2 separate regions of the Homo sapiens genome follow, and region 1 is linked to region 2. Evidence: chromatin loops called from intact Hi-C (ENCODE). Cell type or tissue: tibial artery. All regions are shown on one strand. Links, peaks and the distances in the headings refer to the core of each region. The heading gives the core; the rest is flanking DNA.

The links. Peaks named below come from ENCODE experiments on the same cell type or tissue, not always from the same donor. Only the 100,000 strongest peaks of a DNase experiment are listed, where the experiment ranks them.
Region 1: it touches region 2 in a loop (14-fold over the local background); 4 of 110 quality-filtered maps call a loop at or near these places.

Annotation. Positions count from the first base shown.
Region 1 is chr7:7,632,982-7,637,382 of GRCh38, reverse strand. It overlaps RPA3 (replication protein A3), which reads left to right. Exons shown (of 8, transcript NM_002947.5): 8 at 301-865. The coding sequence ends at 383. Among named protein-coding and RNA genes, the nearest start is that of UMAD1, 5.6 kb to the left of the region's middle. In tibial artery, for the core only: no CTCF peak of the experiment used is centred there; no DNase peak of the experiment used is centred there.
Region 2 is chr7:7,700,237-7,704,637 of GRCh38, reverse strand. The region is part of intron 2 of RPA3 (replication protein A3); the gene reads left to right. The region is part of intron 2 of UMAD1 (UBAP1-MVB12-associated (UMA) domain containing 1); the gene reads right to left. Among named protein-coding and RNA genes, the nearest start is that of RPA3, 16 kb to the left of the region's middle. In tibial artery, for the core only: no CTCF peak of the experiment used is centred there; a DNase peak (open chromatin) is centred at 1,687; H3K27ac peaks cover 11 bases.

The sequences.
Region 1 (4,401 bases), core at 99-4,098, 67 kb after region 2:
ACAAAAATAGTATTAGTTTTTTTGTTGTAATATCTGAATTGAAGGAATTGAATAATGCATAACACCCAAAACACTACCAGGCAGAAACTGCCTGTATAATGAACATCAAAATGGATGGTACTCCCATGTCTTTTTTTTGGTGCCACAGTTAAATACAAGAATCCATAATCCATATCTCCATTTTTAGAAACTCACTTCCAAAAGGGTGAGAAAAAGGAAATAGGTAAAAATATCTTAGATAATAATTGATGTTACAACTTTCCATTGTAGATTAAATGTTTGCTTAAATGTTTCTTTCAGATCTTGGACTTTACAATGAAGCTGTGAAAATTATCCATGACTTCCCTCAGTTTTATCCTTTAGGGATTGTGCAACATGATTGATCTTGATGGATTTTCATACGATTGTAAATGAGCTATATTAAAGTCTATTAAAGGAAGCCCTTCTTGTTTGAGGGAGAGATTTCTGTGCTTTCTCATATTTAATTTGCTGTTTTTAAGATATTCCAACCTAGAGTTTTTGATGGAACTGATATATTGACAGTTCTCACCGAAGTCCTTTTATAAAGAATTGCTACTCCAATATATGGTCAGATTAGATGCAAGAATAAAGCAGTTGTCCGAGTCTAAGTTTCTATTTTATTAATAAAAACTAAAATGGTACGTACTATCGGTCATTTCATTTTCATTCTTTTAATCATGTATTCAAGCACAAACTTGAAATTTCATAGCCATAAGGTCAAGATTTAGACCTACCAAATAAAACCTTGGGCCAGCTGTGTTAAGGATTTGCTCACCTTTTCCCAAACTATACCTTGATAATTATTTCCTTGATACCCTACTTACAAAATGAAGTAGATGACATTAAAAAGGCAAACAGAGACTGGCCACGCTGGCTTACTCCTGTAATCCCAGCACCTTGTGAGGCCGAGGCGGGTGGATCACCTAAGGTCAGGAGTTCGAGACCAGCCTCACCAATATGATGAAACCCTGTCTCTACTAAAAATACAAAAATTAGCCGGGCGTGGTGACATGCGCCTGTAATATCAGCTACTCAGGAGGCTGAGACAGGAGAATCACTTGAACCTGGGAGGCGGAGGTTGCGGTGAGCCAAGATTGCACCATTGCACTCCAGCCTAGGCAACAAGAGTGAAGCTCTGTCTCAAAAAAAGGCAAACAGAATCTTACATCTTCTGTAATCTGTGAAGTATCTCTTTTTCTGGCTTGGTTTGGTTTTGTTTTTGTAGAGACAGGATCTCACTCTATTGCCCAGGCTGGAATACGGTTGTGCAATCATAGCTCACTGCAGCCTTGAACCTCTGGGCTCAGTCTCCCAAGTAGCTCAGACTACAGGTGGGCACTACCACGCCCAGCTAGATTTTCCTAAATTTCCGTGTAGAGATGGGGTCTCACTGTGTTTCCCAGGCTGGACTCAAACACCTAGCCTCAAGCAATCCTACCGCCTTAGCCTCCCAAAGTGTTGGGATTACAGGTGTGTAACAACCATGCCCAGCCTTCCTGGGTTTTAAAATAGCATTTACTAAATTCCAAACAAGGAATATATGATCATTGAAAGAGTTGGTGGAATCATTTGACTTTCTTTTTATTCTTTTCACCTGTCTAATCTTTAGTATGGAATCTCTCTCTAGCACCATGTTGGGGGTGAGCAGGGAAGATGTGGCAGATTTGGAATAAGGTAGTATAGAATAACCGATGACCTACGTGGCCAGTTAAGTTTTATGGCTTGACCCATTCCCTTGAATAAGGAAATAATTCTAAATCCATATAGGTTATTGTAAATTATACCAAAAATACTTAGTTTTAATTAGTGTAATCTTAAATTTCAACTTCTGTCATCCAAAAATACTCTGCTCATTACTTGAGGGGCATTGCCATAGCCATTTACGGTAAAGCATTCTGTTACATGAAATGAAGACAACTGTACAGTTTATACGCTGTATAATGACTTTGGTCAATGACAGACTGCATATATGATGGTGGTCCCATAAGATCATAATGGAACTGAAAAATTCCTGTCTAAAGACAAAGGCATCGTAACATCTTAGCACAATGCATTACTCACATGTTTGTGGTGATGATGGTGTAAACAAGCCGCACAGTAGGCTGCATGTAGAAGTATGACACATAGAATTATGTATGGTACATGATACTTGATAATAAAATACCATGTTACTGGCTATGTGTTTACTATTTATCATTATTTTAAACTGTACCCCTACTTACAGGAAAAAAGGTAACTGTAAACAGCCTCAGGAGAGTCCTTCAGGAGGTCTTCCCAAAGAAGACCTTGTTATAGGAGATGACAGTTCCCTGCATGTTATGGCCCTTGAAGAACTTCCACTGGGACAAGATATGGAGGTAGAAGACAGTGATATTGATGATCCTGTATAGGCCTAGGCTAGTGTGTGTGCTTGTGTTTTAGTTTTTAACAAAAAAGTTAAAATGTAAAAAGAAAATTTAATTTTGGAAATAGAAAAAAGTTCATAAGAATACAAAGAAAAATATTTTTGTTCAGCTGTACAGCGTGTTTTAAGCTAAGTGTTATTCAAAAAGAGTGAAATGTTTTTAAAAAATTTACTGTACCTTTTTTATTTATTTACTTATTTTTTTGAGATGGAGGCTCGCTCTGTCACCTGGGCTGGAGTGCAGTGGCATGATCTCAGCTAACTGCAACCTCTGCCTCCCGGGTTCAAGGAATTCTCCTGCCTCAGCCTCCCGAGTAGCTGGGACTACAGGCGTGTGTCACTATGCCCCGCTAATTTTTGTATTTTTAGTAGAGACAGGGTTTCACCATGTTGGTTGGGCAGGATGGTCTCAATCTCTTGACCTCGTGATCTGCCTGTCTTGGCCTCCCAAAGTGCTGGGATTACAGGAATGAGCCACCGCACCTGCCCTACTGTACCTTTTTTGTGTTCTATGTGTGGTGGTGCATGCCTATAGCCCCAGCTACTTGGGAGGCTGAAGTGGCAGGATAGCTCAAGCCCAGGAGCTCGAAGCTGCAGTGAGCAACAATCATGCTGCTGTACTTCAGCCTGCGCAACACAGCAAGACCCCATCCAAAAAAGAAAAGTTAAAACAAATTTAAAAGTGCATAAATTAAAAAAGCTACAATAAGCAAGAGTTAATTTATTATTGAAGAAAGAAAAATATATTTTTATAAATTTAGTGTGGCCTAAGTATGTAAAGTCTACAGTAGGGTTCAATAATGTCCTAGGCCCTCACATTACTCACCACTCACTCACTGACACCTGGAAGCAACTTTCAGTCTGCAAGCACAAGTTATGGTAAGTGCCCTATACAGGTGTATCTTTTTTTTTTTTCTTTTAAAGACAGGGTCTTGCTCTGTTGCTCAGACAGGAGTGCGTCTCCCACCTCAGCCTCCTGAGAAGCTAGGACTACAGGTACACACCACTACATCCAGTGAATTTTTGTATTTTTTGGTAGAGATGGGGTCTCACTATGTTACCCGGTCTGGTCTTGAACTCATTTTTTAATCTTCTATACTGTAATTTTTTTTTTTTTTTTTTTTGAGATGGAGCCTTGCTCTGTCACCCAGACTGGAGTACAGTGGCATGATCTTGGCTCATTGCAACCTCTGCCTCCCAGGTTTAAGAGATTCTCTTGCCTTAGCCTCCTGAGTAGCAGGGATTACAGTCGACCACCATTGAGCCTGGCTAATTTTTGAATTTTTAGTAGAGATGGGGTTTCGTCATGTTGGCCAGGCTGGTATCAAATCCCTGACCTCAAGTAATGTGCCCACCTCGGCCTCCCAAAATGCTAGGATTACAGGCATGAGCCACTGTGCCTGGGCTATACCATATTTTTACTGTATCTTTTCTACGTTTAGATATACAAATACTGACCATTCTTTTAAAACTGCACAAAGTCTTCGGTACAACAACATGCTGTACAGGTTTGAGCCCAGGAGCAATAGCATATATCATCTAAGTTTGTGTAAGTATGTTCTGTGAGGTTCACACGATAATGAATTTGTCTAATGGTTCATTTCTCAGAATGTATTCTCATTCAGAGACTAGTTGAAAATGAGGAGAGACATCAGTCAGTCTCAATAACAGTGTTGTCTTGAATGCCAGAGGAGTCTACATTAATCCATTTTCACACTACTATAAAGATGATCCCCGAGAATGGGTAATTTGTAAACAAAGGAGGCTTAATTGACTCACAATTCCACATGGCTGGGGAGGCCTCAGGAAACTTACAGTCATGGTGGAAGGGGAAGCAGGCACCTTCACAAGGCAGCAGGAGAGAGAGAGAGAGCAAGAGCAGGGAAAACTGCCTTATAAAACCATCAGATCAGCTGAGCACAGTGGCTCACTCCTATAATCCTAGCACTTTGGGAGGCCGAGGTGGATGGATCATT
Region 2 (4,401 bases), core at 148-4,147:
CATGACCATGCCCAGCTAATTTTTTTTTTTTTTTTTTTTCTATTTTAGTAGAGACAGGGTTTCACCATATTGGCCAGGCTAGTCTTGAACTCCTGACTTTGTGATCCGCCCACCTCGGCTTCCCAAAGTGCTGGGATTACAGGCATGAGCCACCGCGCCCGGCCCAGAAGCAATTCTTTATGGCAGCAGTTGTTAAACTCTGTGATCTCCAAGACCTCTTTATGCTCTCAAAAATTACTGAGGACCCAAAGGACTCTTACGTCAGTTATATCTGTTAATATTTTTCATATTAGAAATCAAAACTTCAAAACAAATTTTAAATATATTTATTAAGTTAACTGTTTTACATATTTACATGAATGTTTCTATGAAAAATGACTATATTTTCCAAAACAAAAAGAAAGGTAGTAAAAAGAGTAGCCTTATAATTTTACAAATATCCTTAATTTCTAGCTCAACAGAAAACAGTTGGCCTTTCTCTTCTGCATTCAGACTATCATGATGTGTTGTTTAGTTGAAATACAATAAAGAAAACACAGCCTCACACACAGATACTTAGTTGGAAAAGGAAGATGTCTGGGATTCCATCAAAGTATCTCCTTGAGAACTGTTGCTCTAAGGTATGTCTATGTTTCTTTTCTTTTCTTTCCTTCCTTCCCTTCCCTCCTTCCCTTCCTTCCTTCTTTCTTTCCTTTGTTAAGAGACAGGTTATCTGTCGCCCAGGCTTCACTGCAGTGACACAGTCATGGCTCACTGCAACCTCAACCTCCCAGGCTCAAGCAATCCTCCTACCTCAGCCTCCCAAATAGCTGGGACTACAGGGGCACGCCACCACATTACCTGGCTAATTTTGCATTATTTGTAGAAACGGGGTTTCGCCACGTTGCCCAGGCTGATCTCAAACTCCTGGGCTCAAGCGATCTGCCAGTCTCGGCTTCCCAAAGTGCTGAGATGTCTGCGTTTCATAATTAAAACATCCTATTGGCCAGAGAAGAAGGAACTGAACTTTGGCCCTGAACTGATTAGGACAAATTGTTGTTAGCACCTGTGTTGTAAGTGCCTGTATTTTGAGCTTGTCTGAAACCTGAGTCAGGACCTCTGGGATTCAATATAGGTTACAAAAAGATGTTTATAAAATTATGTGTATGTGCTATATCCACACAATGAATAAAATTTAGTTTTCTTTTTATTTAATAAATAAGAAATTAGAGCACTCACAAAATGGTACTTCATACTAAAAAGTTAAAAATTCTATAGGTAAATAAATTAGATGGAAAATCTCTTCTTCAGTCTAAATTTTGATAAAAGATCAATTTAAACTGCAACCTTAAATGAGAACACACGAATTCCATAATTCAGGAAACTACATTATTTTTATTATAGAAGCCTCACTGTAAGCACATTTTTAAAATCTCAGCAAAAAAGAGTACAAACATCAAGTGGATTTTAATCACCATTTTAGTGGGCACCAGTAATTATTTTCGGCAAATAAAATAAACTACAGCTGTATTCAATTATATGAAGAGTCATTCAGTGAAGGTTTGGCAAGGAAGTTCTAAAAAGCAGGCAGTAAACTCAGTGTAGTACTAACTAGAAGACTAGCTGAAGGCATTCTCCTGAAATTCTGCTCTGCCTGCTCGCATGGCTTCAAGGAGCACATGATAAGTTTACACGACAACAGGACTGGAGAATGACGCAAGTGAAAAATAAATGATTTTCCCCTGTAGCTAGGACAATGAAGTTGTACAGGTGGGTGAAGCAATAACTGTTCATCAGCAAACAAACTGGTTGACTTGTCTCTAAGCATTTTTTACAAAAGGCAAACCAAAAACAACAACAACAACAACAACAAAAACCCAGGCCACTGGCAGATGGAGTGGCTTGTCAAATTTTACTCACCGGAGCACATTTCAGAAATCATCATAGATGTCAGTGGAAAAGTAAGATTCAATTTAAAGAAAGTCACTTAATATACACAAAAGCATTTAAGACATTAAGAAACTTTTGCTTTTTATTTTCATCTTTGAGGGCTGTTCATTTGAAAATAAAACAATGTTTAAAAGTATCAGGAAAAGTACAGAAAATGACATGAAAATGAAAATAGCTATTTCAAGTATTAGAGAAAAAGAACACCTGAATTTTATATAAAAGCTATTGGAGTGTACTTGAAAGCCAGGTTTCCTGCCTCCCCAACCAGAATTTTCGTATTATAGTCCATAGACTCCTTCATAAAATATCAATTTAAAAAATAAGAGATAATAAAATATGTCATATTAAAACTGCACTGAATATAGTCTCATCTTTCCTTAAAAGTCAGTTTAGGAAGCATAGGAACTCTAGTCCCTGAAGAAGAATATCAATAATTACTAACTTGTGAAATAATTATTTAATAAAGATTTAGTTTTAAAATGTGAAATAGCCTTTTACTGTTCTGATATTATCACATACCAAACTTTTAAAGACAAGCTATGACTATCATATAAAATCCTCCTTGCAATCACAAACACAATAGAAAACATCTACATAGTAATCACTTCCCTACCTTGACATCCCTTACATTAAATTCAACTATATGTGAATATATTTCTGTATACCTTCTCTATCTGAATTTCAATATGAATTTCAGTTCTACTTTTTACAAATCATGAGCCACTCTTATTTGGAAAATTCGTTAAGAAGAGAAAAGAGGTCAGAAACAGAAAAGGGAGGTATAGCTGATGGCAGAGAGATGGCAGAAATGGTTGCAGTGAATTATTAGGAAAGATAAATGGAGACTGAAGAAAGCAAATACACCCAGGCATCCTCAGAGGGCAGACAGTCATCCGAGACATGGGTAAATGGCTTGTCATGAAATAACCATGGGAGGACCCACAGCTGCAGAAACCTGAATAGAATGAAGGGGAACTGATAAACAGATAGGAGGCAAACATAAGTAAATACCCTGTCATTCTCTTAATCATCCTAATCAGCCTCCTAATCATATTTCACTATGAAATATAGGACCTTATAAGCAAGACCCATAAGGTCAACTCTGAATCAGAAAAGCACAGACACAGAGCATTTAAATAGAGGGGAAGGTTCAGAAAAATACTACTTCATACATCTCTCATCTTCACAAAGCAGCACAGATTTACAAGCATGTAAGAGTGAGCACTGAGAAAGTCTCTAGCAAACAACGGATGGCAAATGAAGTTGAGCAGGACAGTTCCAGTATTACTAATTTAAGATATATAAAATGTCACATAGATTGTCTGTAGTGTGCTTTGTTTTCTTCTAGCAAATGCAAAAACTGTCACATACCTTCAATTTAAGGTCCCCTAACCTAGTTTCCCCTTAAAATTTTAACTTTCTCAGCCACAAATTTATCTTTACATGAGGTTTTAGGGCTCTAAGCCCCACAGTTAGAGAGGAAATGATACAGTTCATTCCTTAAATAGGTATGATAGATTCCATTCCTCCTCACACATCTTCCTCTACAAGAATACAGAACATGTTTATTAAATGTCTAATACACAACTGGAATATTAACCAAATGGCGATAGAGATCCAAGTGTGAATTATACTTGTATGACTTTTTCTTTTTCTTAAGAGACAAGGTCTCCCTCTGTTGCCCATGCTGGAGTGTAGTACCGTGATCATAGCTCACTGTAGCCTCAAACTCCTGGGCTCAAGCAATTCTCTTGCCTCAGTCTTCCATGTAGGTGGGACTACAGGTATGCACCACCATGCCTGGCATTTTGTTTTTTTTTAAGATGGAGTCTCGCTCTTGTTACCCAGGCCAGAGTTCAGTGGCACATTCTCAGCTCACTGCAACCTCCACTTCCTGGGCTCAAGTGATTCTACTGCCTCAGCCTCCCGAGTAGCTTTGATTACAGGCACCCACCACCATGCCTGGCTAATTTTTATATTTTTAGTAGAGACAGGGTTTTGCCATGTTGGCCAGGCTGGTCTTGAACTCCTGACCTTGGGTGATCTGCTCACCTAGGCCTCCCAAAGTACTAGGATTACAGGCGTGAGCCACCGCGCCCGGCCCTTTGGTGTTTTTGTTTGTTTGTTTGTTTGTTGTTTTTATTTTGTAGAGATGGGGGTCTCACTATGTTACCCAGTATGGTCTAGAACTTATGGCCTCAAGCGATCTTCCCACATTGGCCTCCCACAAACTGGGATTACAGGCATGAGCCACTGCACCCAGCCTGACTTTTTCTTAATATAAATTTTTGGACTTCAGGTGTTTTCTCTACACTGAATATTTGTGTTCCCTCAAAATTCATGAAATGAAATCCTACCCCTCATAGTGATGGTATTAGGAGACCTTTGGGAGGTACTTTGGTATTGAGGGTGAAGTACACATGAATGGAATAAAATAATCCTCAGAAAGCCACCCTGACCCTTCCAACATGT